2 separate regions of the Homo sapiens genome follow, and region 1 is linked to region 2. A link is an interaction called in ENCODE POLR2A ChIA-PET data of the cell type or tissue named here. Cell type or tissue: endothelial cell of umbilical vein. All regions are shown on one strand. Each heading gives the region's core, and the rest is flanking DNA. Links, peaks and the distances in the headings are about the cores only.

Region 1 (5,383 bases), core at 157-5,156, 51 kb before region 2:
TTGAGTGTTTTTATGTAATGTACCTAAAGAGAGGATGCATCCCATTCCTTCAAAAGTGTACTTTTTGTAAATCAGTCATATACATAGTATAGAGTGAAGAGGGTAAAGTTTAAAAAATAATTGGGAGAGAAGTACTGGCAGCAAAATACCCATAATATAGTTACCTTCTAATTAGAAAATTATCACCTGGCTCTCAACTATCAGACACTCTTGTGCAGGAACGTCACTGCCCTGATATCTACCCATCTGCTTTTTAAATGTACTATATATATGAAAATACAAGCACTGGAGGACATTGAAAGAGCAACAAAAATGATTCTTTTTATTGTGTAAGAGAAATGTGGAGGCCTTCAAACACACACACACACACACACACACCATGGAGCAGGGGGGAAGGGAGCAAGTTAAATATATTTTAATACTCCTAAAAATCCCGTTAGGCTTAGAAGTCCCAAGAAAAACTATGCATATGTGACACAGGGATGGAAGCAAGCACTTTGCTCATTTCTGCATCAGTGCACACACTCTACACTGGGGTCACCTGTGAGGGAACTAAAGGTTTTCCCTTAAGATCACAATACATTTCAGGATCTAACAATTCTGATTAACAGCCAAGGCAGTGAAGAATGCCTACAGACTTACTATTTGTTTAAGCTTCTGTATTCAGGGAATGAACTGTGACACAACTGAGCCACCAACTGCTACATTTTTTAAATGGAGCTTTTAAAGAACACAATGGGTTTTGAAATAAAGCTCAACTCTTACCACACCTCTTTCCATATTAGTTTCTGCACTAAATGACTGGGTCAAGGAGGGCTGGCTACAGGCAGAGTGGATTTCATAAATCACCATCCCCTCTTAAATGCGTGCTTCACCTTTTTACTATTTTAAGTATGATTTTCTCAGGTTAAAAAAACTTTTCCCCAAAAGCTGCACACATGGAACCTGCTTTTCATCAGAACTCTGTAAAAACTGCTTTGTGAGCCTCTCTGTAACTGCTTTTCATATACTTCATTAAGTATTCAAGTTTCTCAACACAACCACTCATTTTAACATTTTAATGCCAGTCTTGCTCATTAAACTATTTTGTGGTAGTTTTTCTCAGTTTAATAGTGAAATGTATGAAAGCACTGATTCCACAGAGAAGAAGGCTTTCTCCTCTTGGTCCACAAGCTGACAGATTAATTGCTTATTAAATATACACTTTCAACCCACAATTATCTCTTTCACACACACCCTTCTGGAAATTCTATCTCAGGAGCAAACTACAACTTTGCCCAAATTCAGATGACAGCTGCAGTTTTAGGGGAACACAATCTGGGGCTGCCAGTGCAGTCAGCCTTCAAGCTTTGTGCCTGTCAGATAAAAGAACAAAAGGCAGTGCTTCCTCCCTCAGCCCCTCCTTAGCGCTGGAGGACGGCAGGCTTGACAGAACAGTTCCAGAGAAAAAGGAACCATGCTGAAGCAAGTGAGAGTTTCCCCTCCACAAACATAGAAAACTACCAACCCACCTTGGATAGCTGCCTCCTGAGGCTAAAGCGCTGAACCATGATCACCCAGAGGATCTTCAGACAAAGCAATCCACGAAGGGTTTTTTAAATAACAGCTTCTTGGGAAAGTCGGTGGCAGAACATTTTGAAGACTGCCAGAGAAGTGCAAAGAATTTCCCTGGGAGTCTTAGCAAACTTGGAAAGCCTTCATTGTTCTATCAAGAGATACTGGAAAACCTACGTGGGAGAGGGCAGGGTGGGTGGGGCAGTAATCCTGAAGCCGCTGTGCCCAGTGCCAAGCTCTTCTAGCACTTCCTGTGAGTCAGCTGTGAGGGGTCCAAACACAAGGACCACCCCTTCCCTTTCCACCAGACCAGTAGGCGAGGATGCCGCTGTGGTGCTACCTGAAACTCCAGAGGACAGACCTGATGTTCCGGTCTCTGTGGGAGGAGGAGTGGTGTGCTGGGGTCAGACAGCATCTGCTCCAAGTAGGAGACAGGCAACTGCACCAATTCCTCCCCTCTTCAGCCGTCCCAGCAGCAGAGAGTGTCCACTGCAGACAGCAACGCACCCTTCTCTACCTCCACCTTAGGTAATCCTTTAAGGTGAGGCAGTGTGAAAAAAAAGGAGGTGGTGAAAAGCAAGCCCCTGGCTGTACCAGCTCCCTGCTCAAGAAGGAAACTCCTCCCAGCTGGGCTCGGCAGCTGTGCGGCTTTGTCTAGCATAATTGGCCAAGCCTTTCCTCTTATTCACAGGGAGGGGTCCTGCCTCAGGAAGGAATGTCAGGTGCAGAGAGGCATACTCCGACGGTGACTTCAACTTGTGCCAAAGTTAAACACATTAAAGTGGCCTCCTGAGGTAATTGCCCTCTCTTGTTGGAATGAAGTAATTTTTTAAAATCTACACACAAAACAAAAGGAACAGCTCAGAGTGAATCAATGCAGGTAAAGAGGTATGAAAAATAACTGTAAGAGCAGTTCCAAAGATAAAAATATTCCTATCTTTGCCACTCTTCCTCTGTTTGGGTCTGCTTCCAGACAACCACTGTGAGGATAACGTTTCATTTAATGAAACTTTCCAGTCTATGTGCTCCTCTTGGAATTGTTCATTACTTCTGAATGAATTTAGTACTGTTTAGGGCAGAACTCATTCGTATATTTTTTTTCCCTGTTCCAGTGTCTCTCAATTTCCTGTGAGCAAAGTTATGTCATATGCTACATTTAAAGCCTTTGTTGGAATGAACCTACTATGTGCAGTCACTATGTTAGGCAGTTCACATTTATTATCCTATTGATTTATCAAAACAACCTTATAAAATTTGTATTACAATAGTCCTCCCTTACCTACAGTTTGTTCCCACAGTCAACTGCAATCCAAAAATATTTAAATGGAAAATTCCAGAAACAAACCATTCAGAAGTTGTAAACTGCATGCCGTTCTGAGTAGCATGATAAAACCTCATGCCATCCTACCTGGGATGTGAATCATCCCTTTGTCCAGCCTATCCAGCCCTGGCTCCCACCCGCTAGTCACTGAGTAAGCGATTTGGTCATCAGATCGACTGTTGCAGTATGGTAATGTTGTATTCAAATAACCCTTATTTTACTTAATAATGGTCACAAAGCACAAGAGGAGTGGTGCTGGCCTACTGTTATAATTGTTCTATTTTATTGTTACTGTTAACATCTTACTATGCCTAATTTCTGAATTAAACTTTATCACAGATATGTGTATAGGAAAAAACACAGTACAGTCGTAACCCACATGACATTTCAGTTAACAACTAGCCACATATATGACAGTGGTCCCATAAGATTATAATACTGTATTTTTATTGTACCTTTTCTATGTTTAGCTATGTTTAGATACACTAATACATACCACTGTATTAAAACTGCCTACAGTATTTAGTACAGTAACATGCTATATAGGTTTGTAGCCTAGGAGCAACAGGCTATACCATATAGCCGAGGTGTGTAGTAGGTTATGCTATCTAGGTTTATGTAAGGACACTCTACGATGTTCTCACAATGATGAAATCACCTAACAATGCATTTCTCAGAAGTTATCCCAGTGTTAAATGACACGTGACTGTATATATAGGGTTCAGTACTATCTTCAGTTTCAGGCATCCACTGGGGGTCATGGAACATATCTCCTGTGGATAAGGGAAGACTACTGTAGTATCCCAACTCTTCAAATAAGTAGTAATTTCTCGCTCTAAAACCTCAATATGGCCAGGTTCAGTGGCTCATACCTGTAATCCCAATGCTTTGGGAGGCTAAGACAGGAGGATCACTTGACACCAGGAGTTCAAGACCAGCCTAGGCAACAAAGCTAGACCCTGTCTCTACAAAAAATAAGAATAAGAAAATTAGCTAGGTTTGGTAGCATGTGCTACCTAACTACTACTCAGGAGTCCTAACTACTTGGGAGACTGAGGTGGCAGGATTGCCTGAGTTCAGGAATTTGACGCTGCAGTGAGGCATGATGCTCCAGTCTGCGCAACAGAGTGAGACCTTATCTCTAAAAATAAAAACTAAATAAAACATCAATATTATTGTGAGAAAATCATGTAGTGTTTGTAACTTTTTTCTTCAGGTAAGAAACACAAAAAAATGAATTTGAAAAGACAGGTTTCTATGCAATGATTATTCTCAACTATGCTCGTATCATATACTACCAGTATCCAATTATCACCAAATAGGATCTAAAATTTTACCTAAAAAATAACACACATAGGCCAGGCGCGGTGGCTCACGCCTGTAATCCCAGCACTTTGGGAGGCTGAGGCAGGTGGATCACGAGGTCAGGAGATCGAGACCATCCTGGCTAACACGGTGTAAACCCCATCTCTACTAAAAATACAAAAAATTAGCTGGGTGTGCTGGCAGGCACCTGTAGTCCCAGCTACTCAGGAGGCTGAGGCAGGAGAATGGCATGAATCCGGGAAGCGGAGCTTGCAGTGAGCCGAGATCACGCCACTGCACTCCAGCCTGGGCGACAGAGCGACACTCCATCTCAAACAAAAAAAAAAAACACGTATTTCATAATATCTCGGGAAGAGCAGAGAAGATGCATCAAATTCAAACAAATAATAGGCTGCCAAGTCTCCAAAAAAAAATTACCTAACCAAAATGTATATATAAAACGTTTAGGCTGGGCATGTGTGCTTATGCCTGTGATCCCTGCACTTTGGGAGGCCAAGGCAGGCAGATTGCTTGAGCTCAGAAATTCGAGAGTAGCCTGGGCAACACGGTGAAACACCATCTCTACAAAAAACACACAAAAAATTAGCTGGGCATGGTGGCATGAGTAGGTGGTCCCAGCTACTCAGGAGGCTGGAGTGGGAGGATCACTCGAGTATGGGAGGTGGGAGCTGCAGTGAGCCAAGATCATGCCACTGCACTCCAGCCTGGGCGACAGAGAGACCCTGTCTCAAAACAAAACAAACAAACAAATCTTTTACTCTTAAAAACTTTAAGCAGAAAGAAGGTTGAACATATCTAAGTGTATTTTTTGTAAACTTCCAAAGCTAAAAAGCTTTTAGATGAACACCTATAACCAAAAGTAAAGACTCCTTCATACCAAGGTTCAGAGAACACAATATAACCTAACATTTAAGCTGTTTAAAATTTAATTCCAAGTGGAAAGTAGGTTGACAGAGCACCCGAGTTGTGTGCCTTTTTTTTTTTTTTCTTTTTTTTTTTGAGACGAAGTCTCGCTCTTGTCCCCCAGGCTGGAGTGCAATGGCATGGTCTCAGCTCATTGCAACCTCTGCCTCCCAGGTTCAAGCAATTCTCCTGCCTCAGCCTCCCAAGTAGCTGGGATTACAGGCGCCTGCCACCATGCCCGGCTAATTTTTGTATTTTTAGTAGACATGGGGTTTCACC
Region 2 (5,383 bases), core at 272-5,271:
TTTATGAGACTAACATTACTCTAATACCAAAACAAAACAGACACTACCAAAAAAAAAAAAAAACAACTCTGCATGCAGACCAGTATCTCTAATGAACATATATGCAAAAACCTTTAACAAAATATTAGCAAATCAAATACAGCATTATATAAAAAGACAATGCATCTAGGCTAAGTAGGGTTTATCCCAGGGATGTAGGGCTGGTTCACATTCAAAAATCAATGTAGTTCACCATACTAAGAAACTAAATAAGAAAACCATGTGATCATAACAAAAAACGCAGAAAACACATTAGACTATTCCAATATCTATTTACGATAAATACTCCCAACAAAGACAGATGGGAACTCCCTTAGTTTAATAAGGATATCTACCAAAAATCTACAAAATCTAGTAATGTATAAAAAGCTAAAAAATCGAGAAGGAATAATATTATAGGTGGAAAAACACTGCCATGATTTCAGGAGTGAATGGAATTACAGAAAGAAACATACAAAGTATGGACTAGTCTTCATCTGGCATCCACACAGACAGGGATCTTTTGGGTAAAACTGGGAAAAATAATTAAATGTTTGAAACCTACAAATCCTAGGTATATGATACATATGCAAGAATAAATTCTAACAATGCCCAACATTCGGTGTTTTTTTTCTTACCTTTGTTTTCAGGAACGTACAAATTAAATCCAGAGTTTGCATTGGTAGTTTTTGCCTTGTCTTCCCTGCCTCTCCCATCTTCTCTCACCATTCCTGAACGGTAACCGCAAGAAAGGTGCTAGGTCATTCTGCCTTGATTCTAACACTATTTCTGCATCTTTTCATCTGAAATCCAAAATCTGGTCTAGGCAGGCAGCTGATGGAGAACTGAATCCTTTATTTTAGTTTTCTAACTTAACTGCTGGACTAGTAAGAATGAAAACTCTTTACTCTCAAAATACTTCCTTCTTTGATGCTACCTGTGACCCAAAAATTAGACTCCTTTGTTATTCCAAAGAAATATCCTGTTCCTTTTTGAAAATAAAATTTAAAAGGTGAAAGAGGGAAAGGATGTCTATAAGGGTCAGTATATCTAGAGGACAATCTGTCTGAAAAGCACATCTAGATTATGAATCCTAGCCTATTAAGAATGTTCAGCCAGGGCAACATGGTGAAACCCTGTCTCTACAAAACACAAAAATTAGGTGGGTGTGGTGGTGTATCCCTGTAGTCCCAGCTACTCAGGAGGCTGAGGAGGAGGATCACTAGATCCCAGGCGATGGAAGCTGCAGTTGGCTGAGATCACACCACTGCACTCTGGCCTCGGCAACAGAGCAAGTCCCTGTCACACTCACACACACACACACACACACACACACACAATGCTAGAACTACTTCCATAATGGGCCAGGCCTGAAGTCTCATAATTAATATAGATGAGGATTTTAAATATGAACCAATAAGCAAGCCAACTGAGCAATCAATAGAAGAAAAAAAGGAGGAAAGGGGTGAGATATTCTGAGGGAAAAGTACAAATAATCTATAAATATCTCCATGTCTACAGACATTCCCAACTACCCTAAATATTACTTTTTTACTCCCATGAGTATACTTATCTCAAAATGAAGGTGAGGAAAGGCATCCAGCTTTCCTCAGAAGTCTATAATTTTCAAATGCTTTTTGAAATAAAGATACATAAATAAATACTATCATTGAAGTATATAAATCAGATATATACTATCAAAACAAATAGTTAATAACCATTGGCGAGAAGGAAAGAGGCCCCATGAAACTGAAACACACTGCATTAGACAATTCAGTTAACCCTCACTGATGTAGAAGTACCTGAGAAAAGGGTTGTGACAACTTCAGGAGTTGATAATAGAATGTCCCCAAAGAGCCTAAGTGTCTGTGATGGCAAGTCATGAAATATCAGGTAAAATACCCTGAAATTCCATCTAATCTCACCCCCAATAGAAAAATATCATGTCGAGACAAGTCTGGGCAACACAGGGAGACCCTGTCTCTACAAAAAAAAATTTTTAAGTGGCCAGATGTGGTGGCATGCACCTGTGGTCCCAGCTGCTCAAGAGGCTGAGGTGCGAGGATTGTTTGAGCTGGAGAGGTACAGGCTGCAGTGAGCCGTGTTCACATCACTGCACTTCAACCTGGGCAACAGAGTGAGACTCTGTCTCAAAAAAATAAAAAGAAAAAACAAAAGAAAAACATCAAACATCATGTGACATATGTGGGGGCAAAAAAAAAAGGTCAGTGTCTCACAAATACTTTAGTATTTGGCAGCCAAAAGGCGTTGGGGGAAAAATTCTCTTTTGGGCTGGGCATGGTGACTCACTACTGTAATCCCAGCACTTTGGGAGGCCAAGGCAGGCAGATCACTTTAGCTGGGCATAGTGGCACATGCCTATAGTCCCAGCTTCTCAGGAGGCTGAGGTGGGAGGATCCACTGAACCCAAGAGATAGAGGCTGCAGGGAGCTATTATCACACTACTTATAGAAGTGAAACCTTAGCCATGTTTTTCAGATTTTAAAAACATCTCCCATTTATGCTTTCTCCTTCACTGCAGGTCATTTGAAATGGTTTCGAAGGTAACACATACTTTATGCTTTGCTACACTGAAAATTTATTCAACAGTTCTATTCTTAAAGTTATTTCTTTCTTGTGCTTCTATTTTATAAGGAGCAACATTTTTCCAACCACCTACTAAGGGAATTTGTGATTTAGCAACATCTTTTACCAACCAGTCATTCACACTCAAAACAAATCTTTCTCTTGACCTCCTGGTTTTATAACACATTACTAACCCAGTAATAGGAAATCCAAGAGTTAAAACAAAAATAAGAAAAATATAATCAAGTTCAGTAGACATTTATGACTTTGAAGAATGCTGGCCAGGCATAGTGGCTCAAGCCCATAATCCCAGCACTTTGGGATGCTGAGGCAGGAGGATCACTTGAGCCCAGAAGTTCAAGACCAGTCTGTGCAACATAGCAAGACCTCAATCTCTACTAAAAAAAAAAAAAAAAAAAAAAAAAAAGGGCAGGAGGATTGCTTGAGCCCAGGAGTTCTGGCCTGCAGTGAGCTATGATCACACCACTGTACCTCATCCTGGGTAACAGAGCAAGATCCTGTCATTCATTCATTCATACATACATACATACATACATAATTTTGAAAAAAGAATGCTGTCTCCTCGGTCATGAAAATTGTTTTATTAAACTTCCTATGTTTACTGTAATCAGATGTAGCCAAAGAAACAGGACCTTACAAAAGTAGGTAACTAAAAAAAACATGTAGTTACAGTGCCTTGGCTCAAGCAGATGCTGAATAAATGTAATGTGAACCAATGAGCAAGCAAACATGTGACTACGGAATAAGAGTGAGTTACATTAAAGTCAGAAATATGGTCAAGTTAGAGTGTCCAGTGAAGTGATAATAATTCAGAGATTTGTTTCACAGATTGTATTTTATTTAAGCATACTTACTCCCTGACTTTTAAAAACTGTTTAAGTCATATGCTCCTAATAGTGCTTAAAAATCTATTGCAAGAAGTTAGTTCTCCAAGTACATACAATGTACTCTTCTTAAGTTTGGCTTCATTCATTAAACCGAATTATTTTGAGGTCCATCTAGGTTGTTGAGAGTATCAACTGTTCTTTTTATTGCCGAGTAGTATTCCATTGTATAAATACACCAAATTTGTTTATCCATACACTTGATGGATATGGGAGCTGTTTACAGTTTTTAGCTATTACCAATAAATAATAGCTGCTGTGAATGTTTGTGTACAAGTCTTTTTTGTGGATATACAGTTTCATTTCTCTTGAATAATTAGAAATGGAATGGATGAATCGTATGGCATCTTCACATTTACTTTGAAAGAAACTGCCCAATTGTCTTCCAAAGTAGTTGATCCATTTCACATTCCTATCGTCAGTGTATGAGAGTTCCAGATGATCCTCCATTCTTGTCACCATGTGACTAATCCTATTCATTACAGCCATTCTAGGGAGTATGCAGTGGTATCTCATTATGGTTTAAATTTATATTTCCCTAATGACTTACGACTTTGGGCATCTTTTCATGTGCTTATTTGCCATTTATATTCTTTGATGAACTTTATTCAAATTGTTTCCCCCTTTTCTTATGGGGTTGTCTTTCAATTCTTGAGTTACAATTCTTTATATCTTCTAGATACACATCCTCTGTCAGACACACGTTCTGCAAATATTTTCTCCCAGCCCAAGGCGTACTTTTTCATTTTCTTAAAGGTATCTTTCAAAGATTAAAAGTTTTTAACTTGGATGAAATCCAATTTAGCGATTTTTTCCCCTTTATACTTCATGCTTTTTGTGTCTTAAGAAATCTTTGCCTACCCCAAGGTCACTAAGATTTTCTCCTGTATTTTCTTTCTGACAAAAACTTTCTGGAGTTGCATGGTTTTAGCTCTTCAAGTTAGGCCTATGATTTATTTGAAGGTAGCTTTTGTGTCTGGTGTGAGGTAAGGGTTGAGGTTCTTTGTGTGCGTATGAATCTCCAATTGTTCTAGGACCATCTGTTGAAAAGAGTGAATATACACAGGATAAAAATAACTCCACTTCCATTCTATTTAACCCCTTCTCCTATAATAAGTCCCCTAGCTTAGATTATATGAGCCATCATTATAAACATTCCCTTGCACACCCTTAGCTTCCTTGGCCTCCTTTCCTCAAACAACTGGCAAAACCCCAATCCTGCCAATCTAACTCTGATTCCATACCTGAACCCTTATAGTTGAAAGTACACTGTGCAGTTGAAAGTACAAGAAAATACACAAATCCGTGCCAACCAATGAAACTTTAAATTCATGTCCACTAACCTCAAATGAGCATTTGATTCTATTCTGTAATCTGACTATGTTTCTCTAGTCTATTCACTCCCATATTCTCATGAAGGACTATTTCACACTTAACTCTTCAAATCTAATACTCCCTCCCCCACCTTCATTCCTCTTATGACCTGACTTCCTACATCATTGAAACATTCTGCTACTATGGCTCGCTCCTCTACTAATTGTTGGTCCTTGAGCAAATTACTTGATTTCCAAAATGGAGATAAAAATATTGCCCATTCTACAGTCTTATTGTAAAGAATAAATGACACAATATGCACATGGAAAACACTTAATATACAGCCTGGCACAAAAGAATACTAAGAGCTACTATAACTTTTTCTTACTGCTACTACTACTATTAAACATGTACCACATCATGATCATAAATTTAACAGAGCAAGATTTAATAAGGATTAGACTAGTGCATTTATTTGTAAGTATCTCTATATCGGCTGGGTGCAGAGGCTCACACCTGTAATCCCAACACTTTGGGAGGCCAAGGTGGGCAGATCACCT

Evidence for each region. ChIA-PET counts read pairs that join two places held together with the same protein. Peaks named below come from ENCODE experiments on the same cell type or tissue, not always from the same donor. Only the 100,000 strongest peaks of a DNase experiment are listed, where the experiment ranks them.
Region 1: POLR2A ChIA-PET joins it to region 2 with 10 read pairs; 3 of 35 experiments call an interaction of 5 or more read pairs at or near these places.

What each region holds. Positions count from the first base shown.
Region 1 is chr3:129,792,813-129,798,195 of GRCh38, forward strand. The region is part of intron 4 of TMCC1 (transmembrane and coiled-coil domain family 1); the gene reads right to left. Among named protein-coding and RNA genes, the nearest start is that of TMCC1, 98 kb to the right of the region's middle. RefSeq lists an enhancer at 1,491-2,690. In endothelial cell of umbilical vein, for the core only: no CTCF peak of the experiment used is centred there; DNase peaks (open chromatin) are centred at 1,459, 1,669 and 2,239; H3K4me3 peaks cover 840 bases; H3K27ac peaks cover 2,007 bases.
Region 2 is chr3:129,843,864-129,849,246 of GRCh38, forward strand. All of the region lies in intron 2 of TMCC1 (transmembrane and coiled-coil domain family 1), which reads right to left. Among named protein-coding and RNA genes, the nearest start is that of TMCC1, 47 kb to the right of the region's middle. In endothelial cell of umbilical vein, for the core only: no CTCF peak of the experiment used is centred there; no DNase peak of the experiment used is centred there.